Linked DNA regions of Homo sapiens: region 1 is linked to region 2. A link is a contact called in ENCODE Hi-C data. All regions are on one chromosome and are shown on one strand. The core of a region is the stretch at or near the end of the contact, and the rest is flanking DNA. Distances in the headings are between cores, read along the strand shown.

Region 1 (5,989 bases), core at 403-2,902, 1.2 Mb after region 2:
CTATCCTCAGGACACATATACCTAACTTCCTTGTGACTCGATTTTCTCATTTGTAAAATGGAGATAGTAAAATTGTGTTTGTTGTGAAGATTAAATAATTCATGTAAATTGCTTAGCACAGTGTCTGGCACATAGTAAGGACCCAATAAGTATAATTATTTCAGGATGAGCTATTATTTATGGATGAGTTTCATAGATATAAAATGAGAGGGAGAAATAACAAGAGTGTTTCAAGCAAGTGGGATGACAGAAACAAAGGCACAGAGATGGGGAGTTGTAAAAGCCATACAGACAGTTTATTGTCCAGGAATGAAAGACCCATGGTAGAGCGCCTCAAACTTGGTAAAGTGACCCAGACCTTATTGTCAATGGGATATCTGGAACATTTATCTCCTGTACTTTGCCAGGGAAAAGAAAATATACCCCCGCCTCTGCACTGTTTCTGGGGAGGGATTGTGTGACAGGTGATGGTGAGAAGTTGCACACATCAGATCTCAAAGCCTGAGCCCTCGTAGCAAAATGACGCTGTAGCTGTGGCAGCAAAGAAATCTGAAATGAGGCCCTGCCTGACTGGAGAAGCTGTGCTTTGGCAATGATGTTGGAGCAAGTGCACACAAAGTAGCTACTTTTACCCCTTCTGTTCTAGTACCAACCTTTTCATCTCTTGCCTTGGCTCCTAGTGGTGACAAATCTCCCGAGGCTCAGGCCTCAACCTTGCACCCAGGACTCCAGAAGTACTAAATGGTCCCTCCTGAGTTGCTCTCCAATCGTTTTGCTGTTTCCTGTTGAGTTCCCAGGACGTCTGAAGGAAAATGACCACCTAAGAGATTTTTCAATGACAGCCATCAGGCAGATCTGTTTTCCTTCCTGGCCATATTCAGCTTCCCTTCTTTCCTTTATTCCCCAAACGTCACTCCCCAATTGTCTGCCTTCATCCAACCCTTCAAAAAGGACCCACCTTCCTGGGGGCCCAGGCCCTTAAGTTAAGAGTAGGTAAAGGTTGAATGGTTAGATGCTTGGTGGATGAAACCATTCAAATATTCTTCCCCAAACTTCAGAGTGCCCCTCTCCGCACACACAACTGCCCTAAAAGGCATGGGAGAGTGGTGTCCGGTTGCGTGTCTGCCAGGGGAAGAACGCACCACTGGCGTAGTGGACTGGAAGGGCAGCAGGAACGCGAGTGGGGGGCGGGGTGGGAATGGGGAAGGGGGGTGCGCGCCCTTTATGACAGGTGGCCGCGCAGTGCGCGCTCCCGGGCGCCCGAGGGGAGGGAAGGACAGACGGACAGAGTTGGGGGGGCACATAAGGAAGGGACCATAGAGAGGGTAAGGAGAGCGGGAGGGAAAGGGAGAGCTGTGGTGGGGAAGAAGGGTAGAGGGGGGAAGGCGTCCAGCAAGAACAGCCGTGTTGGAGGAAACAATGGCAGGGGCAACAGCGATGGTGGCAGCAGAGGCGGCCCCACTCTGGGCACCTTTCTGAATGGGCAGAGACAGCTCCGGGAGAAGAGGGGACCAGGCAGTGCCTGCAGAGGCTCTGAGAAAAGCGGCAGAGGGAGGAGAAGAGGGAGGAGGAAGAGAAGGAGGAGGAGGAGTAGGAGGAGGAGGAGGAAGGGGGAGGAGGGGGGACGAGGCAGGGGAAGAACCTGGGAAGGAAAACCAGTAGCATCAGCAGCAGCAGCAGCAGCCGCCGCCGCCACCACCGCCGCCACAGCAGTAGCATTAGCGGCAGTAGCAGCATTTAGCAATAGCTTTAACAGCTATAGCGACAGTAGCAGCCGCCCTCCTCTCTCCCTCTCGCGGACGGCCGCAGCCACCGCACAGAGCGGGCTCCAGGCGCCGAGCGCGCAGCCCGCTCGCTAGGTAGCTCCAGCCGGGGCGAGCGACAGTGTAAGCGAAGCACGGACCCTTGGAGCAGCCGGGCAGCCGCGGAGGCTCTGAGTTTCAGGGCCAGAGCCCGACAGCTCTGACTCCATCTAGCGCGGCGGCGGCGGAGCCTGAGGGAGCGAGCGAGGAGAGAGGCGCGTCCACCTGGCGGGCCCAGCGTATGGAGCTGAGGCAGAGGCGGCGGCGGCGGCGGCAGCAGTAGCAGCGGCGGTGGCGGCTAAGGCAGCTCGAACAGCTGCGGCGACGGCGACAGCCCAGCCTTGACTGCGACCGCGCTAGCTACAGCGCCTGCTGCCTGAGCCCGCCAGCGACGTGCGCCTCGGGAGTCGGCCTGTGAGGTGAGTAGGAGCGCTGCCATACAGCTTCCTGGCCTTCTCGCCGGCTCCCCGGCTGGCTCGGGGTGGCGGCCGCAGGGGGTGGAATGAACTGGGGTAAGTCGAGCTAGACGAGAAGGAAGGGAAAACGGAACGGAGGACGTCTGTATGCGAATGTGTGTGTCTGTGTATGAGGGAGCGAGGCCGCTAGGGCGAGAGATCCCGGCTCGCCCTGACAGGCACTGCAATCTAGGAAAGGCCTCTGTGCTTGCGCCGTAGGAAGGGGGTTGCGGGGGGAGGGGAAGCGAGCGGACCGGAGCCGCCGCGCTTACACGCACGCAGCTCGGCAGAGTGCCGCCTCCTTTCGGACTGGTGCAGGGTAGAGCCTGGCCAGGGAATGGGGCATGGGCATGGCACGCTTCGGCGAGAGCGGGAAAACCCACGCGGCGGCCGAGGCCGGGCGCTCGGACCAAAGCCGCAAAGGTGCGAAGCCGGGCGGCCGTGGCGACCACAGAGCGCCCCCAGGACACGCGCCACTCGGCCGAGGCTGCGGACAGGTTTAAGTTGGAGGCCAGACCGAGCCTCGCCCAGCTCATCTCCTTTGCGGAAATTGGCTTGTGGCCCCTTCGCGCTCTCGGTGGCGGTCGAATTGACGCTTTTCTGTGTGGCTTCTGGCGCTTCTCTCTGCCGCGCCCCGCAGCACACGTCGGCTCGCGTCTTGTACACCCTGTAGGGCGGGAAGGCCGTGAGCCGGCGCGGGGAGCGGAGTCCCGCTCCGGGAAAGTGTGGAAACCGCGCTGCTGAGTTGGCGCCGTTCCGCTGAGGAATTCAGCGATTTCAGCATGACTGCTTCTGTCTGTCTGATTCGTGAGGGACCGAATCACCCGCGCAAGGTTTTCTGTCTTTTTCGAAGTTAAAAAAAAATTGGCATCCCCATTTCGACAACAGCACTCTTGATTTTTATCAAGCTTCTGGTTGCATTTTGGAATAAGTGGGTCTCATATTTTGCTTCTGGATCTTGGCTCCCAGCATATTGTTGAATGCTGTGCACAGCACTACATTTAGATATGTGGCCTTTTTCTAATGTTGCATTTTCTAGACTGTTATCTGAAAAGACATGATTTGTGTTGTAGGGCTGGCAGGGCTGTTTTTAAAAATGTCTAAAGCACTTTAATCCCGGGATTTGAATATATCCTTGGTTGTTTTTGGTGGAGGAGTTCCTGGAATATTTTGCTTGGTGAGAAAAGGTGCTGTAATGGTCTTCTCTGAACTCCTTACGACCATTTGTGTTTTGGAGGGGTGAATCTCCCTTACATCTTTTACACATGAGGTAACATATGACCAAACGTTTTATTTACAGCAGTGACGTTCTTATGGCTGAGGAGAATTTACACTTATTGAAAAAATATTTTTAGAAGGGAACAAAAAAGTCCTAAGTAACTGTCATTTTACATATTAACTGGGAAACCGGCTAATCAAATAAAACTGGCTGAGTGTCTGAAACTCTATCCCAGTGAAATATGTGGCTGTGAATATAATTAACCATCTGTCTAGTGAGCAATTTAAATTTGGGCTGGTACATTTTTATTACAGTGTCTAATTTCTGGAAGACATACATTTTACCCAGCAGTAACAACAAAAACGTATTTGCTTACTAGGTCAAAAATTTACTGTGTGGTGGTGGTATTTCCCTTTCTTCCTCCATGTCTTTCATAGTCCCCACACTGCGTAACCTGGGAGGTCAAAAATGAGCTTCTTGTTTTTGCAAATAGCGTATTTACAATAGAGGAACTGAAACTAGCCCTGGTGGCTAGTGATTAGACATTTTTGTCTCTTAGAAATACTTTCCAATATTTCACCTCCCCGAAAATCTAGATAGATTGCATGCATGCTAGTTAAAAAAATATAATTTTTTGGTGCACATGGGGTAGGGTGATTGAACAAAATTTGTAAGACTTGAAATTTCTCTATTTACTTTCTCTTATTCTGATGAATTCTCTACCTGGCTGTCCCAACTGGCCCCCCCAGACATAAACTCATACAAAAACACATGCTTTTTTCCTTTTAGACAGTTTTTAAGGTTAACAGCATTCAGATCTGTGATTTTAACAATATACTGATAAACTGCTTTTTTTTGTAAATCGTAAGTGTAAAATACCATGACATAAAAATACATTGTACATATATTTAAAGTTTTCCCTATGGTGTGATTTTAGCCAGAAATTTATTACTAGGAAAAAAGAGGGATAGAGTTTGAGTAGAGATGAAATGGCTCCGGGAAGATTAGATTTGAGAGACCTTCACCAAATAGCTATTGTTAACATAACATAATTTAAATGAACCACGGATTGATTGTGCAGTAAGCTAGAGAAAGTCATTTAAAGGAAAATATTTTTAAAGCAAATATTTGCCTAAATAACAGCTCTGATAAATTGGTAACAATTATGTAAGTACATGGCAGAATTTGACATATGTCAAGTCTGTTAAATAAATCAACCTGTTCAGTGAATAAATCTTTGATGCATCAGTGCTTTTTCACACACACACACACACACACACACACACACACCCATAACACCCTGTTGCCAAAGTCAAACAACTGCAGTACTGCCACTTTCTGTTTTACTTCAAGTCTGTCCCTTTTCCCTCTTTTTCTTTTTTCCACAATCTTCTGGTTACCTGTAAGCTACCTGGTGAGCAGAGAGAACTAAAGGTGAGGTGGTGTTGCCTGTGTTTAGGAGGTGGGAGAAGATGAGAAAAGTGCTAAGTGTTGGAGCACACAAAGATGGGTTCATGGATCCTGGACACGGTCACTATGGAGGTCCTCGTCTCACGGACCACCATAGTGTATTTGCATAGGAGAAGGACTGGCCTATCCAGAGAAGCATTGGTTGCAGTTTCTCTGTTCCTAAATCCAGTTCTAGTAAATAATATTTTTTCTTCTGTATATCCCTTAGTAAGGGGAGAAAAATAGATTCTAAATGGCATTCGACTGTTACATTATCTTTAATCTTTTATCTGATGGCACATATATAAGTGTTCCCGGTAGGAGTAAGCAAAAGGAGAAAAGGGCCAAAGTGGATGAAAGGGAAGGGGAATGATTGACTAAGGAGTAGGTCATTTGGCTTCCTTGTTTTTCCCATCTTAAGAGATTTTTGGTTTGGACATTATTCATTTTTTTTTTCTTTTACTTCCTCTGAAAAGTTGGCCACCAGCTCCCTAATGGACAGTTTCTCCACCAGAGCACCTTTTCAAACCCAAGGTCATAGGGTCAGACACAAAGCACTTGTTACGTTCTCTATGGCACTTCTCCAGGGCTGCTTGAAAACAAAACAAAGAATATATACACCTACTACGTACCCATAAGAATTAGAAAAACAAAAACAAAAACAAAGAGCACCAGACAAGTTTGCATCACTTGGAGCTACCTTTAAGTTCACACCTTTTCTCTTGCCCAGAAAATTTCTTTTTAGGCAGAGGTGAACATTCGTGTCTTCTCAAACAACAAGTGGCTCTGTTTGTAAGTACATCACAACCTTGGGGAAATCTGGTCTGGGGTGTCGTCAGTTGGGAAAGTGGAGGGTTGGGGAAAGCTGCCTTTTAGTGATGATAGAGTCTTTTATGGACCAGCTACAGGTAGGCGTGAGGACCTTCATTGTCTCTGTTCCCTTCAGTCCCTCATTGCCCACAGTGATTCACAGGCCTCTGCTAGGGAACGTGCTCATTTTGGTCTTTTTCTGCAGGTAAGCACTATGATCTGATTTCTTTCCCTACCATCTTCTCTGGTGGAAA
Region 2 (5,653 bases), core at 782-3,281:
AGTATAAATGGGTATAACATCCACCGCATTTCTTTGTCATATTGTTACAGGAAAGGGGTCTTGATCCAGACCCCAAGAGAGGGTTCTTGGATCTCGCGCAAGAAATAATTCAGGGCGAGTTCACAGTGCAAAGCAAAAGCAAGTTTATTGAGAAAGCACAGTGGTGAAAGGGCAGCTACTCCATAGACAGAGTAGGACGTTCCCAAAAGTAAGAGGAGGAATGCGTCCACCCTAGGTACAATGCTTGTTATATGAGGAGATGTGCTCTGCTACAAGGGTTTGTGATAGAGGATTAATTTTCTTAATTACTATGTTTTGCAAGAATCAGTGTTGTTATCTTTAAGGCAAAATTAGGAATGCCTTTCTTCTCCAGATATCGGAATATCTGGACACTCCCAAGTCTGGGTCTGTTTAGTAAACGTTATTAATTTGTTCCCTTAACCGTAAACATCTAGAGGCTGGGAATACCTAACTTTCTGGGAATGCAGCCCAGCAAGCCTCAGCTTCATTTTCCTAGCCCTCACTCGGAATGGAGTCGCTCTGGTTCAAACGCCTCTGACAATATCACCCCGTTTTATTTTCTATCACTTACCACTATCTGAAATTAAGTAGATAATTTGTTTACTCTCTGTCCCCACCCACTAGAATGAGAACGCGGCCCTTGCATCCTTACGTGTGTCTGGCATATAAGGGGTGCTCAATGATTATTTGTTTCATGGATGAACAGATTTATGGATGGCTGGGTGGATGACGATCTTAGAAGGGGTTCCAGGGCTAGCTGGCTTTCTGTTTCTCCCACTCAAGCACCCAAGCCCTGACCCACAAAGTAAAGGAACAGGCGAAACTTCTCGCCAAATAGCTTCAAGGCAGAAACTACGCAGCTGGCTTGGGAATTCCGTACAACGCGAACGCGCATGCACAGGCAGGACTGAGCGTGTCCATCTTCGCATTACTCCCGGAGATGACTCTCGGAAACGGTCCGAGGACTAACGTCTTTCTCTTCCTCGCCCTCATTCCTCCCAGTAACGTCCGCTACAAAAGAAACCGTGCACAAAATAAACTCGGGCGGCGGGTAGAAAGGAGACAGCCGAATTCCCTACACCCATGATCAACACGCCCACACCTCCCATCAGGCACGGCGCTCCCGCCTCCCCGAAGAGGCGGTGGAACGTGGTGGTGGGGGGGGTGCTGGGGGAGGGCTGGCGGGGGGAGGGCCGGGGGAAGGAGCGGGGCGGGAACGTCCTTCTGCTACTGCTATGGCTTCCGGGGCAGCACTTCGGCAGACCGCCCGCCTCCCAGTTGCAAATCGACTTCCGGGGCACCCCCACCGGCTGCCCGGTGGGTTCTCTGCTCGAACTTCTGGCGCTTTTCCCTTCCCGTTTATCTTGTTCAGGTCCCTCAGTGGACTGCTCCAGATCTAAAGAGCAGAAATTGGGCCGCAAAGAGAACGTCCTCCCAGACTTTCTCCGTCGCGGTGAAATTATGCCCGTTTGGTGGCAGTATGTATTCACAGATGCGTGCAGCTCTGCTCTTACCCCGCCCTTCGCGTTTAGAAAAAAAGCGCCGTTCCTCAGAGTCAAAACAAAGTTTCTTTCCGCTGTAGAGGCACAGCTTTTAGGGTGGCCTACTAACTCCCGCTTTTTCTTTTCTGAAATCTCTGTGCCAATCTGATGGACAGAAGAGCGACAAAAAATATTTTTAACGTGAGATTCTTTGTTGACTAGCCTGCTTGTAAACTTTCTGACATATGCCTTTTTTTTTTTTTTTTTTTCCATAGGGCTGTGAACCCCTGATATCTGAGAGGTGTCTCAGTCAATTTAGAAAGTTTATTTTGCCAACGTTAAGGACCCGCCCATGACAGCCTCAGGAGGTCCTGACGACACGTGCCCAAGGTGGTCAGGGCACAGCCTGCTTCCATACATTTTAGTGAGACATGAAACATCAATCATTTTATGTAAGATGTAAAGTGGTTCGGTCGGGGAAGGATCTTGTGCTGTGAGAGGATTTGACCTTGGCGTGTGTAATGGTAGATGAGAGCTACAAAATTACAAGTGGCTGAAGACAGTTTACAGGAAATGGTCATAGCTGCCCCTCTCTTTTTTCCCCTCTTAGGAAGTTATTGTTTAGGATCCGAATTCTAATTTGGAGATGCATTCTACAGTGTCTTCTCCATTGCTTTTCCTCCCCAAATTAATCTTGTTGTTTTGTGTGTGCATCTGCGTGAAGAGCTGTACTGTTGTTTTCATAGATACATGAGAGACTGTTTCCTGACCTCCAAAGGGAAAGGGCATTTTGCTCTTCCCAGCAGAAAGGCACCCCTGGGTGACTTGGAGCCCAGTGGGAGTGTCTGGGGGTGTTGACCCCCGTGACAACCAGCAGCCCTACAGGGAACCTACAACAAAATAGTTTTAAAAAGCTCATCCAGGAAATGCCTATTAGAGCTGATCACTTTGCTTTGACCCTCCCATAGGTGCTAGACCTCCAGAGAGAGAAAATGAGACACATAAGGTGGAAATTACTCTGTGGTGACACACTGTGGAGTCCTGCCCACAACCCGGATACTTGGACCCACTCCACTGAAACCTTAGGCCACAGCTAAGTTCCTTCCTTCAAAAAATAAATCTAAGAAAGAGGAAAAACAGGAATGACCTCCTTTCAGGCACTCTGTTGGTTTTATGGCGCCTCTTCTTGCGAATGTTTGTGTAAAATTGACATACTGTGGTCCTTTTCTGCACAATTACGGCAAGGAAAATTCAGATCGCAAAGGTCCACCTGTGAGTATAAAGTTCCTAAGTTCTCTGTGTATGGCTCTGCTTTCTTTTTTGCCTGCATTAAGTCTGCTGTTACATTTCTACTGAGATAAAATCCACCATTTGCATCCATCCATTTCATTTTGTTATTGTTTTTGTAAACCAATGAGTTTGTATTAATATCTCATGACTAGAGTTCTGAAGTAAAAGCTATAGGATTTTTGGTTGTGTGGCAGGGCAGGTCTCACAGCTGAACAGGGAGGCCTCCTTAACAACTGTTTCAGCACTGACTGGTTAAATATTAAAAGCTGAAAGAGCCAGTGCCCTTATACAAAGGCTGGGATTTAACAAAAGCCCACCAAGAATTTTGCCTATGTCCTCCTGGGCCTTGAAGCATGACAAGATAAAGGAATTCTTAACAGGACCCCTTTGGGATTAAACAAGTTTTTATTGGAGGTCTGAAGAAACTCCCCAGACCTCCACAAACAAGTTTTACTGGTGGTCTAAAGGAACTTCTAAAACCTCTATGGATTTACAGCAGACAAGATAAGGGTAATCACCCCAAGCACCTGGACCCATCTAGATTAAGTAAATTTACTGAGGCTCCAGAGGAAGGTCTTCAAAACTGAGAACTTAGTTGTAGATTAAAAGAAGTTAATAACTTATGTCTTTAGATGAATGCAAAGTTATATGTAAACATATAGCTTAAAAGGTATATAAGCTTTGGAAAACTTTGTAATTTTGAGTTGGTCTGACGACAGTCTCTCCACAGGGAGAAGGCCTCGAAAATATTGGCAGACCAAGTAAAAATTACAAAGTTTTCTGAGCTTATATAAACTCTCTTCTTTCCCAGTTCATCTGCATCTCATTACCGGGTAGCAGGAATAAGTAGGCTGACCCTCAGTTTGGACCGGGAACAGCTGTGTAAGTGTGTATGTGTGTGTTTATATGTATGTACACGTATTTTGTTGTGTTTTGGGCCACAAGGTACCACACTGGCTTAACAAGTACTCATAAATTAATTAGCCCAAATGCTTTTCATCTTTATATGACTTAAGTAAAATCTGTCATATGCTTGCTTAAAAATTATTGGTAAACTAATAACAGAAATTTCTTAAAAATTGCCAGCATACATTTTTGCATTTATTAATCAAGCAATTTCATACTTATCAAAATGTGGCACATATACACCATGGAATACCATGCAACCATAAAAAATGATGAGTTCATGTCCTTTGTAGGGACATGGATGAAATTGGAAATCATCATTCTCAGTAAACTATCGCAAGGACAAAAAACCAAACACCGCATGTTCTCACTCATAGATGGGAATTGAACAATGAGAACACATGGACACAGGAAGGGGAACATCACACTCTGGGGACTGTTGTGGGGTGGGGGAAGGGGGGAGGGGGGAGGGACAGCATTAGGAGATATACCTAATGCTAAATGACGAGTTAATGGGTGCAGCACACCAGCATGGCACATGTATACACATATGTAACTAACCTGCACATTGTGCACATGTACCCTGAACCTTTAATAATTAAAAAAAAAATTTGGCATGCGGGTTACAAAACTATAAATCCGGCAAAAACAGAATTTTTGCTTGTATAATTTTTGATAAAAAAATTAATATTGGATTAATGAAAATCGCTAAATATCCAATTATTCAGTAAAATAACCATATATTTAATCTTAAGGCTTTTACTTAGGTAAACACCTGAAATTCACAGGCTATAAAATGGTTGAAAAGGAAATAAAATGACTATCGCAGTTTCATAAATAATCTAGGTAAACTATTAGAAAAAGTAGGTAAATGTAATGAGATAAATGCTTTTAGACAAAACTTGTTATAATTTAGATTCTGAAGTTATAGTAAGATAAGTTATGACATTAACTGGGTATTTTTCAATTTAAAAAATATGGAAAGCTAATCAGAAACTCGAATGCAACCAGTGTGTCTTTATCTACCTATGACCTTCCTAGTCACCTCACCAATTCAAGTTGTCCCACCTTTAGAGACCGAACCAGTATACATCTTACATATTGATGTTTCATGTCTCCCTAAAATGTATGGAAGCAGGCTGTGCCCTGACCACCTTGGGCACGTGTCGTCAGGACCTCCTCAGGCTGTCATGGGCGCGTCCTTAACGTTGGCAAAATAAACTTTCTAAATTGACTGAGACACCTCTCAGATATCAGGGGTTCACAGCCCTATGGAAAAAAAAAAAAAAAAAAAGGCATATGTCAGAAAGTTTACAAGCAGGCTAGTCAACAAAGAATCTCACGTTAAAAATATTTTTTGTCGCTCTTCTGTCCATCAGATTGGCACAGAGATTTCAGAAAAGAAAAAGCGGGAGTTAGTAGGCCACCCTAAAAGCTGTGCCTCTACAGCGGAAAGAAACTTTGTTTTGACTCTGAGGAACGGCGCTTTTTTTCTAAACGCGAAGGGCGGGGTAAGAGCAGAGCTGCACGCATCTGTGAATACATACTGCCACCAAACGGGCATAATTTCACCGCGACGGAGAAAGTCTGGGAGGACGTTCTCTTTGCGGCCCAATTTCTGCTCTTTAGATCTGGAGCAGTCCACTGAGGGACCTGAACAAGATAAACGGGAAGGGAAAAGCGCCAGAAGTTCGAGCAGAGAACCCACCGGGCAGCCGGTGGGGGTGCCCCGGAAGTCGATTTGCAACTGGGAGGCGGGCGGTCTGCCGAAGTGCTGCCCCGGAAGCCATAGCAGTAGCAGAAGGACGTTCCCGCCCCGCTCCTTCCCCCGGCCCTCCCCCCGCCAGCCCTCCCCCAGCACCCCCCCCACCACCACGTTCCACCGCCTCTTCGGGGAGGCGGGAGCGCCGTGCCTGATGGGAGGTGTGGGCGTGTTGATCATGGGTGTAGGGAAT

What was found. A loop is a pair of places that touch in the nucleus more often than their neighbours do. Pooled maps may share reads with other maps.
Region 1: a pooled map shows a loop between it and region 2 (8-fold over the local background). The contact joins the promoter of NEXMIF here to the enhancer-like site in region 2. A Hi-C loop is called at or near these places in 8 of 37 single-sample maps with no recorded cell type and 6 of 50 pooled maps.

The regions. Positions count from the first base shown.
Region 1 is chrX:74,921,115-74,927,103 of GRCh38, reverse strand. NEXMIF (neurite extension and migration factor) reads left to right here and starts at 1,652. Exons shown (of 4, transcript NM_001008537.3): 1 at 1,652-2,221. RefSeq lists a silencer at 2,614-2,773 and an enhancer at 4,019-4,078.
Region 2 is chrX:76,145,274-76,150,926 of GRCh38, reverse strand. No RefSeq gene overlaps it. Among named protein-coding and RNA genes, the nearest start is that of PBDC1, 25 kb to the left of the region's middle. RefSeq lists enhancers at 1,946-2,480, 4,804-5,623. Within about 2 kb of position 2,031, at least 25 of the 41 ENCODE cell types and tissues checked have a DNase peak (open chromatin) inside an H3K27ac peak, as active enhancers do.